Regions from separate parts of the Homo sapiens genome. Here region 1 is linked to region 2. The links are chromatin loops, found by intact Hi-C in ENCODE. Cell type or tissue: GM12878. All regions are shown on one strand. Each heading gives the region's core, and the rest is flanking DNA. Links, peaks and the distances in the headings are about the cores only.

What was found. Peaks named below come from ENCODE experiments on the same cell type or tissue, not always from the same donor. Only the 100,000 strongest peaks of a DNase experiment are listed, where the experiment ranks them.
Region 1: it touches region 2 in a loop (12-fold over the local background); 105 of 110 quality-filtered maps call a loop at or near these places.

What each region holds. Positions count from the first base shown.
Region 1 is chr17:38,732,746-38,738,089 of GRCh38, reverse strand. CISD3 (CDGSH iron sulfur domain 3) reads right to left here. Exons shown (of 4, transcript NM_001136498.2): 4 at 2,485-4,814. The coding sequence ends at 4,635. PCGF2 (polycomb group ring finger 2) reads left to right here. Exons shown (of 11, transcript NM_007144.3): 10 at 1,920-2,000; 11 at 2,490-4,192. The coding sequence ends at 2,867. Among named protein-coding and RNA genes, the nearest start is that of CISD3, 5.1 kb to the right of the region's middle. RefSeq lists an enhancer at 2,640-3,167. In GM12878, for the core only: CTCF peaks have their summits at 2,821 (motif pointing right) and 4,092 (motif pointing left); no DNase peak of the experiment used is centred there.
Region 2 is chr17:38,675,021-38,680,390 of GRCh38, reverse strand. No RefSeq gene overlaps it. Among named protein-coding and RNA genes, the nearest start is that of EPOP, 2.7 kb to the right of the region's middle. RefSeq lists an enhancer at 3,041-3,335. In GM12878, for the core only: a CTCF peak has its summit at 3,165; a DNase peak (open chromatin) is centred at 3,160; H3K4me3 peaks cover 282 bases.

The sequences.
Region 1 (5,344 bases), core at 1-5,000, 58 kb before region 2:
AAAAAACGCAGGGCCTCCTCAGGCTGGTTGGCTGTGGGAAGGCTAGTCTGAAATTCCAACGGAGCTCCAGGACATAGCTTTTCAAGCTTGAATGTATATGTGTCCCCTGGAGATCTTGTTAAAATGCAGATTCTGATTTATTTAGTAGATTCCATATTTCCTTTTTTTTTTTTTTTTTTGAGATGGAGTCTTGCTCTGTCACCAGGCTAGAGTGCAGTGGAGCGATCTCGGCTCACTGCAACCTCCGCCTACCGGATTCAAGCGATTCTCCTGCCTCAGCCTCCCGAGTAGCTGGGATTACAGGCGCCTGCCACCACACCTGGCTAATTTTTGTAGTTTTAGTAGAGACAGGGTTTCACCATGTTGGCCAGGCTGGTCTTAAACTCCTGACCTCGTGATCCACCCCACCTTGGCCTCCCAAAGTGCTGGGATTACAGGCATGAGCCACGGCACCCGGCCAGATTCCATATTTCTAACAAGCTCCTAGGTACTGAAGGTCCATGGATCACACTCTAGGACAGTGGATCCTAAACTGTTGCCTGTTAAATCTCATGAGTTAACTCACATCTTACCAGTTAAGTCAGAATTTCTGGGGGTAAGATGCAGGCATTGATTTTTTGTTTTTGCTTTTTTTGTTTCCCCTTTGTCACGCAGGCTGGAGTGCAGTGGCATCATCTTGGCTCACTGCAATCTCCACCTCCTGGTTTAAAGTGATTCTTGTGCCTCAGCCTCCCAAGTAGCTGGGACTACAGGTACATGCCACCACACGTGGCTAATTTTTGTACTTTCAGTATAGACAGGGTTTCACCATGTTGGCCAGGCTGGTCTCCAACTCCTGGCCTCAAGTGACCCACCCGCTTCAGCCTCCCAAAGCTCTGGGATTACAGGTGTGAGCCACCGCACCTAGCCAGGCATTGGTGGGTTTTTGGTTTTTTGTTTGTTTGTTTGTTTTTTGAGACAGAGTCTTGCTCTTGTTGCCCAGGCTGGAGTGCAATGGCAGGATCTTGGCTCACCGCAACCTCTGCTGACCCCCCGGGCTCAAGCGATTCTCCCACCTTAGCCTCCCGAGTAGCTGGGATACAGGCATGTGGCACCACACCCGGCTAATTCTGTTTTTTTAGTAGAGACGGGGTTTCTCCATGTTGGTTTGGCTGGTCTTGAATTCTCGGCCTCCCAAAGCTCTGGGATTATAGGCTTGAGCCACCGCACTTGGCCTAGGCATTGGTGTTTGTTTTTTGTTTTGTTTTGTTTTTTTTGAGACGGAGTCTCGCTCTGTCGCCCAGGCTGGAGTTCAGGGGCACTATCTCCGCTCACTGCAAGCTCCGCCTCCCGGGTTCACGCCATTCTCCTGCCTCAGCCTCCCGAGTAGCTGGGACTACAGACACCCGCCACCACGCCCAGCTAATTTTTTGTATTTTTAGTAGAGACGGGGTTTCACCACGTTAGCCAGGATGGTCTCGATCTCCTGACCTTGTGATCCGCCCGCCTTGGCCTCCCAAAGTGCTGGGATTACAGGCATGAGCCACCGCACCCGGCCACATTGGTGTTTTTTAAAGCTCCCTGGGTGATTCCATTTTGCAGCTGGGGGTGAGAGCCAGAGTTCCAGGAGATCCCCCTGAGCCTTTTCAGCTCCTCTGGGCGACCTGCCAGAGATAGGAGACCCAGACAGCTGTGTGCATGGTGGGACCAGAGGCTGCTAACAATAGGGGAAACTTCTCTGGAACCCTTCCTGCCTGGTGGTCAGGAGTTATGTTGGAACAACTCTGACAGGGAAGTCAAATCCACAGTGAAATCCCAGAGAAATAAGGGACCATCTGTAAATCCACCCTTCCCATTGCCCCGCCTCCCAGTCCCCCACATTCCCAGCCTGGAGCCCCGAGCTGGCCAGGGTCATGGTGTCCTCCGCTTCCCTCCCCCAGGTGGAGGTTCTGTACGAGGACGAGCCACTGAAGGAATACTACACCCTCATGGACATCGCCTACATCTACCCCTGGCGGCGGGTGAGCCAGCGAGTGGGGCGGGCAGGGAGCAGACTCCCACAGGGTCTGGCATAGGTCTGTGGCCACATGGGCCACCCTTCTGTAATCAGAGACAGTCTGTCCCTTATCCCATGAGCTGCATGTCCAGGGTGGCTTGCTACAGCAGGTCAGCCTCTGGGCCATCTCTTGCGGATGACTTTCCGCTCAGGAGACAAGGCTCCCTGGGCAGACGGTGTCCCCAGATTTGGGGGCAGAAATAGGTGCTGGCAGCTGCCGTGTGTTTGCCTCCCTCTCTCCCGTCTCCTCTCTGACGGAGTCTCTGCTCTTAGACCTTTTCCCTCTCTGGGTCTTCATGCACCCTGTATCCTTGTCTCTCTCCTCTCCAAGGCCCCATCCCATCCCTTTTTTCGAGTTTGGACACTGTGGGGTGGAGATGGTGGCCCTTTAGTTGGACTCTGTCTCCTGATACCTTCCCCTTCCCTGTGTCTCTCCTCCCCACTCTCCCCGCAGAACGGGCCTCTCCCCCTCAAGTACCGTGTCCAGCCAGCCTGCAAGCGGCTCACCCTAGCCACGGTGCCCACCCCCTCCGAGGGCACCAACACCAGCGGGGCGTCCGAGTGTGAGTCAGTCAGCGACAAGGCTCCCAGCCCTGCCACCCTGCCAGCCACCTCCTCCTCCCTGCCCAGCCCAGCCACCCCATCCCATGGCTCTCCCAGTTCCCATGGGCCTCCAGCCACCCACCCTACCTCCCCCACTCCCCCTTCGACAGCCAGTGGGGCCACCACAGCTGCCAACGGGGGTAGCTTGAACTGCCTGCAGACACCATCCTCCACCAGCAGGGGGCGCAAGATGACTGTCAACGGCGCTCCCGTGCCCCCCTTAACTTGAGGCCAGGGACCCTCTCCCTTCTTCCAGCCAAGCCTCTCCACTCCTTCCACTTTTTCTGGGCCCTTTTTTCCACCTCTTCTACTTTCCCCAGCTCTTCCCACCTTGGGGGTGGGGGGCGGGTTTTATAAATAAATATATATATATATGTACATAGGAAAAACCAAATATACATACTTATTTTCTATGGACCAACCAGATTAATTTAAATGCCACAGGAAACAAACTTTATGTGTGTGTGTATGTGTGGAAAATGGTGTTCATTTTTTTTGGGGGGGGTCTTGTGTAATTTGCTGTTTTTGGGGGTGCCTGGAGATGAACTGGATGGGCCACTGGAGTCTCAATAAAGCTCTGCACCATCCTCGCTGTTTCCCAAGGCAGGTGGTGTGTTGGGGGCCCCTTCAGACCCAAAGCTTTAGGCATGATTCCAACTGGCTGCATATAGGAGTCAGTTAGAATCGTTTCTTTCTCTCCCCGTTTCTCTCCCCATCTTGGCTGCTGTCCTGCCTCTGACCAGTGGCCGCCCCCCACGTTGTTGAATGTCCAGAAATTGCTAAGAACAGTGCCTTTTACAAATGCAGTTTATCCCTGGTTCTGAGGAGCAAGTGCAGGGTGGAGGTGGCACCTGCATCACCTCCTCCTCTTGCAGTGGAAACTTTGTGCAAAGAATAGATAGTTCTGCCTCTTTTTTTTTTTTTCCTGTGTGTGTGGCCTTTGCATCATTTATCTTGTGGAAAAGAAGATTCAGGCCCTGAGAGGTCTCAGCTCTTGGAGGAGGGCTAAGGCTTTAGCATTGTGAAGCGCTGCACCCCCACCAACCTTACCCTCACCGGGGAACCCTCACTAGCAGGACTGGTGGTGGAGTCTCACCTGGGGCCTAGAGTGGAAGTGGGGGTGGGTTAACCTCACACAAGCACAGATCCCAGACTTTGCCAGAGGCAAACAGCCTTCCAATTGCCCCTCCACCCCCAGCTGAGGCCCGGTCACCTGGTCAGGACAGAGCAACTGCATCTAAAAGCACAAGAAGACAGAAACCTGTAAGCTCTGACCCCACCCCCACCCCTTGAGAGGTCAGCGGACCACCTCCTTAGGGACAGACCCTGGCAGGTCGCTGCCCACCGAGATTTCCTCAAGTGTGCATAGATCTGAGAGGAGTCGGGAGTCGAGACTCGAGATTCCATCATAGCGTAGGTGTGTGGGGTTGGGAGCCCCCTGATGGGCTTGTCTGTGTTTGCACCTTGTCCTGTGTCTGAGGTCCTGTGACTGTACCCTCCTTTGCCCTGGGACATCTGTATCTCTTGGCTTTGTAATAAATGCTGCATACTTTCTGGAGCCTGTAGTTCTTTGGGGTGGAGGGAAGAAGGGAAGGGTGCCTCTCATCTCTGGGTTTAGCCTGGCTTGGGGACCCCATACAGAATGAATCTGAACTGCCCTCTCCTGTGGCTGGTCAGGTGCCCCCAGCCCACAGAGAGGTTAAAATCTGGAGCAGGAGGCAGCACGTGGGCCTCATAGCAGTGACTGCAGGACTACCAGTCTGGTTGGGCAGGCTTGTTTTTGCCATCTTCCCCATCAGCAAACATTGAACCAGGGCCCACTCCCGCCTGCCCCAGACTGGAGACTTTTAGGTTATAAGGAATAATTCTTCCTTCATGAGCCAGCAGTGGGTACCAGAGTCTCTTGGGCTCAGCACCTGTTTCCTTTCCCACAGAAGGGGGTGCCTGTCAGAGGCCTGGAGCCAAGGCCACCTGTGGCTGGACAGCAGCAGCCCCCTCAGAGTGGGGAGCCCACTTCTGCCTTCTGCACGCGCTCACTCCTGTGGGTGCCATCGCAGTACGGGGGCCTCTGAGTGGCCTTGCAGGTACAGAGTGCCACCATGCGGGTCTCTTGGGCCTTGAACTTGAGTGGAGATAGGCCAGTGCGTTGGAAGAAGTGGGAGCCGTCACAGAAGGGCTGGTGGGGGAAAGACAGGAGTCAAAGACCTGACCCCACCTGCTGGGGCAGGGCAGGGCAGGCTGCAGGAGCTCAGGGGGAGTGGAGCACAGTGGTTAGGGTACAGGCTCCAGAGCAAGACTGCCAAGGCTCACTGAGTGACCTCTCTTATCTGTAATGTGGGGGTGATAAGAGTAGAGTTGTATGAGGAAATAAAATATGATCGTGATGCACTTTGCCTATAGTAAGTGTCTGGTAAGTATTTACAGAGTCTTTATAGCATTAGTCTCTGGGACACCCAGAGGGCCAGGACACTAATAGAGTGTGAGTGTGTGTGTGTGTGTGTGTGTGTGTGTGTCTCTGAGTCTCCACTGGATCATGAAATTCATTTACTTCCCATGTTCCTGGGTTAAAACTTCTTTGGGCTGGAGAGTACACTGTGGTAGCAATTTTGTTTGGCTCCAGGGAATAACTGGGCACGTGACAGGGAGTGAAGGTTACAAGGAGGAGGGGATGCCCCATAGCAAACTGGCTGGCTGGCACAGAAGTGT
Region 2 (5,370 bases), core at 219-5,218:
CCGAGAATCTGGGCAGCTGGGATTACAGGCGTGCACCACCACACCTGGCTTATTTATTTATTTATTTATTTATTTATTTACAGACAGAGTCTCGCTCTGTCACCAGACTGGGGTGATGTGGCGCAATCTCGGCTTACTGCAACCTCCACCTCCTGGGTTCAAGCGATTCTCCTACCTCAGCCTCCCTAGTAGCTGGGATTGCAGGCACCCGCCACCACGCACAGCTAATTTTTGTATTTTTAGTAGAGATGGGGTTTCACCATGTTGGCCAAATGGTCTTGATCTTTTGACCTTGTGATCTGCTCGCCTTGGCCTTCCAAAGTGCTGAGATTACAGGTGTTAGCCACTGCGCCCGGCCTAGTTTTAAATTTTTTTAGTAGAGACGGGGTTTCGCCATGATGGCCAGGCTAGTCTCGAACTCCTGACCTCAGGTGATCCGCCCACCTCAGCCTCCCAAAGTGCTGGGATTACAGGCGTGAGCCACCGTGCCCAGCCTATATCATGGATATTAATAGGAATGTAAAATGGAATAGCCCGTTTGGAAAACAGCCTTGCAGTTTTTAGTTTAGTTTTGTTTTGTTTTGAGACAGGGTCTCACTCTGCCGCCCAGGCACAGAATGGCATGAATGTGGCTCACTGCAGCCTTGACCTGCTGGACTCAAGTAATTCCTCACCCTCAGCCTTCTGAGTAGCTGAGACTACAGGCACATGCCACCACTCCCGGCTAATTTTTGTATTTTGTAGAGATGGAGTTTCACCATGTTGCCCAGGCTGGTCTCAAACTCCTGGCCTCAAGCCATCAGCCTGCCTTGGCCTCCCAAAGTGCTGGGAATACAGGTGTGAGCTACCATGCCCGACCTTGGCAGTTTTTAAAAGAATTAAACACAGCTGGGCATGGTAGCTCATGCCTGTAATCCCAGCCCTTTGTGAGGCTGAGGCAGGAGAATCCCTTGAGCCGAGGAGTTTGAGACCAGCCTGGGGAATATAGCGAGACCCTGTCTTACAAAAAAAATTTAAAAAGAAATTCGCTGGGCATGGTGGCTCAGGCTTGTGGTCCCAGCCACACTGGAGGCTGAGGCAGAGGATCTCGTGAGCCCAGGAGGTCAAGGCTGCAGTGAGCCCTGACTGTGCCACTGCACTCCAGCCTGAATGAGACTGTGAGACCCTGTCTCAAAAAAAAAAGAAAAAGAAAAAAAAGGTTAAACATAAATGTAGCATATGACCCAGCAATTCCACCCTTAAATGTCTACTTAGGAGAAATAAAAACATATATTCACAAAAGACGTGTATAGCAAATGTTCATAACAGCATTATAGATAATAGCCAAAAAGTGAAAAACACCCAAATGTGATTGGATAAACAAAATGTGGCATATCCCTACAACAGACTACTACTCAGCAATAAAAAGGAACAGGCCGGGCGCAGTGGCTCATCCCTGTAATCCCAGCACTTTGGGAGGCTGAGGCAGGCGGATCACCTGAGGTCGGGAGTTCAAGACCAGCCTGACCAACACGGAGAAACCCCGTCTCTACTAAAAATACAAAATTTGCCAGGCGTGGTGGCGGGTGCCTGTAATCCCAGGTACTCGGGAGGCTGAGGCAGGCGTATCGCTTGAGCCCAGGAGGCGGAGGTTGCAGTAAGCTGAGATTGTGCCATTGTACTCCAGCTTGGGCAACAAGAGCAAAACTCTATCTCAAAAGAAAAAAAAAAGGAACAGATTACCAATACACGCTACAACACAGGTAAACCTCAAAAACATTATGCTTTTGTGAAGCCAGATGCAAAAGACCACATATTGCATGATTCCATTTATATAAAATATCCAAAAAAGGGAACTCTATAGAGACAGAAAGATTAGTCACCCAGGGCTGGGGATGGGAAGGGAGAGCTACAAGTGGGGAGGAGGAGTCTTATAAGCAATGTTCTAAAACTGGATTATGGGGCCGGGCACGGTGGCTCACGCCCATAATTCCAGCACTTTGGGAGGCCGAGGTGGGCGGATCACCTGAGGTCAGGAGTTCGAGACCAGCCTGGCCAACAGGGTGAAACCCTGTCTCTACTAAAAATACAAAAATTAGCCGGGCGTGGTAGCATCTGCCTGTAATCCCAGCTACTTGGGAGGCTGAGGCACAAGAATTGCTTGAATCTGAGAGGCGGAGGTTGCAATGAGCTGAGATTGAGCACTCCAGCCTGGGCAACAGAGTGAGACTCTCAAAAAAAAAAAAAAATTTAGCTGGGCGTGGTGGTGGGAACCTATAGTCTCAGCTACTTGGGAGGTTGAGGCAGGACAATTGCTTGAACCCGGGGGGTGAAGCCTGCAGTGAGCTGAGATTGTGCCACTGCACTCCAGCCTGGAAGACAAAGTGAAACTGTCTCAAAAAAACCCCCAAAACTGGACTATGATGATGGTTGCATAACTGTAAATTTACTAAAAATCATTGAATTGGACACTTAAAATGGGTTATGTGTGGTATGTTCACTTTTAAAAATAGTGTCGGCCAGGCGCAGTGGCTCATGCCTGTAATCCCACCACTTTGGGAGGCCAAGGCGGGCGGATCACAAGGTCAAGAGCTCGAGACCATCCTGGCCAACATGGTGAAACCTCGTCTCTACTAAAAATACAAAAACTAGCTGGGCGTGGTGGTGCGCGCCTGTAGTCCCAACTACTCAGGAGGCTGAGACAGGAGAATGGCTTGAACCCGGGAGGCAGAGGTTGCAGTGAGCTGAGATCGCGCCACTGCACTCCAGTTTGGGCGACCGAGTGAGACCCTGTCTCAAAAAAAAAAGGTCTATTTCATAGGCTGTTATGGGGATTAAGTGACATCCAGTTCTTAGAACAGAGACTGGGCAGTAAGTACTACAGAAGTTACTATGGGGTTGGACGCCTGGGGTGCAGTTCCCCAAAAGGGGCAACCGGGCAGGTCTCCTGCTCCCAAATCCTTGAACACAGTCCTTACTGCCCCAGGTGAGACCTAGATGGGCCAAGGAAAGGGAAGGGCTGGCTTCTGGATCCAGAGGGGCCCTTTCTAGCCTTCACTCTGGAAGTGTTAGATGGGACCCGGCATCCAGCCTTGTCCCTCTTTTTCTCCTATGAGGAGGAGAGGTTCCTGAGAAGGGTGTTGCCGCCCTCATAGCAGGCTGAGGATGGGGTCGAGTGTCCTCTACCGGAGGAAATGGTAATTGCAGCAGCTGGGCCTGCCCACGTGAGTTCTGGTGACTGCTCACATCATGTTTCAACCCTCCCAACAATGTGAGGAAGCCACTGTTGTCCCCTTTTCACTGATAAGGACATTGAGACTTAGAGTGTCTAGGTGACCTGCCCAGGGTTGCACAGCGCCACCCCCGCCCCCATCCAGGCCATAAAGGGTGGTTTGATGATCTCCTTTCAGCTGGAGAGGCACTCACACTATTCTCCTACTGTTTGTAGTGATTCCATCCCTGAGTCCATATTCTGGGGTGCCTGATGAGAGCAAGGGGAAGTAGGGATAGTGGAGGCAGAGAGAAGCACTCACAATCGTAATGACCCCTCAATAAAGCCCCCAAACTCACATGGGGAAGGGGGAGCTGGGAGCTTTTGGAGGCAGAGAAAGAAGAGGCCATTGATCTGCACTGTTATGTAATATTCACTCATTTATTCATACTGATCATTTTCTTGGGCATTCTCTCCTTGTGTCTACACTGTGGTAGGCACAGGAGTGCAAGTAGGCACTGTTGTTGAGGATGAGTCCTCAGCACTGTCCTGCAGAAGAGACAGCCATGAAGATCATCCTTCCAGAACTTTCCGTGTGTGTGTGTGTGTGTGTGTGTGTGTGTGTGTGTGTGTGTGTGTAGAGGTGGGCTTTTTGAGCAATTATGAGCCCTGGAGTCTAGACCCAGCTCAGCTTCATGACTTGGCAGGACCCCAGGATCCCCCCTTGTGACAACTGCCCTGGAGAGCTCTTCTGCAGATGTTAGAGGGTGAGTGTTTTGGGCAATGGAACATCACACCTCCTCCTTCCTCAAACCCTCGCCCCACCTAGGGACTTTACCTCTGGACTTTGCAGGTGGGGGAGGCAGATCCTCCTTACCCCTGTCCTCCCAGATGTTATTTGATGACACATAGGGAAACTACACCTCTGTTGTCACTGCTAGAAGGGCCCGGAGGCAAGCTGCATCATTTGTCCCCGTTCTGAAACCCTCTCTTGTCCTGGCTCCAGAATAAGATATTTATCTGTGGGGCCGCCCCCAGCATTCTTCCACACCTTTACCCCAAGTCATCATACCAATCTCTGTATTTCCACAGATAGGAAACGGCAGTATTCCAATAACCTGATTTTTATCAAGAGAGAAATATCCCAAGGATTCATTCACTCGCTCACTTGCTCATTCATTCATTCACACATATTGATTGAGCACCTATTATATCTTGGCCACTGTTCTAGGCAGTGGGGGATGCACCAATGATCAAGACAAAGTTCTCGTCAACTCATTTCCAGACTAATGGGAGAGACAGACACTAAAGAATAAATCCATTTACAGACTTTTATGTAACAATAAGCTATGCAGAAACTAAAGAAGGTTAAGGGGATAGAACAGGGTGGGGGTGTGTGCTGCATTATCAGAATTTGTACTGGGAATTCACTTTTTCTTTATTTTCCTTGGGGCAGATGAGAGTGAGGGTCTGCGCGTGCCCTCCTCTGGCCTCTTCAACCGGTTTGGCAGATCAAACCTCAGAGGGGGGCATCCTGGGATTGGGGGTCAGGGGTTGCAGAGTCAGCCCTCGGAATTTAGTTGAGGCGGAGTATTTAGATACTGCATCAGAGAAATGGAAATAGATACCGAGACAGCCTATTTATCGGCTTCCATGGATGTAATAACACTCCCACCCTTCCAAATTTATTTTTTTTGTTCATCTTGCATACAAGTACTGAATTATTAACTACTTATACATTACAGCATTTTTGAGCCTACTGTGTGCCACGCACTGTTTTAGGGGCCATTCACGGCCCGCTAGAATCCCTGCTGTGCAAAGCTTGTAAACAACCATTGCCTCATTTCATCTTTCCCCTAAACATTATTTCTGAGATTCATCTACGTTGATTCACATAGCTCTTTTAGTCCCAAGAGGGCAGATATGAACCGTCCCATTTTACAGATGCAAAACCGTGACTGCTCGGGAAAAAACGAGTGGCTTTGCGACGACGAAATCCCAGGACGCCACCGGGCCACGTGCGGCGGCGCATCTGGCCGCTCGCGATCCCACCCGCGCACGCTCCCTCCCGCGCTCCCTCCCAGCCGCCGCCGCGCCGGGTCCACGTGTGTGTGTCTGTGTGCGGAATGGGGACGGGGGCGGTGCCGCCGGAGGGGTGGGGTCCGGGCTAACGTCACGGG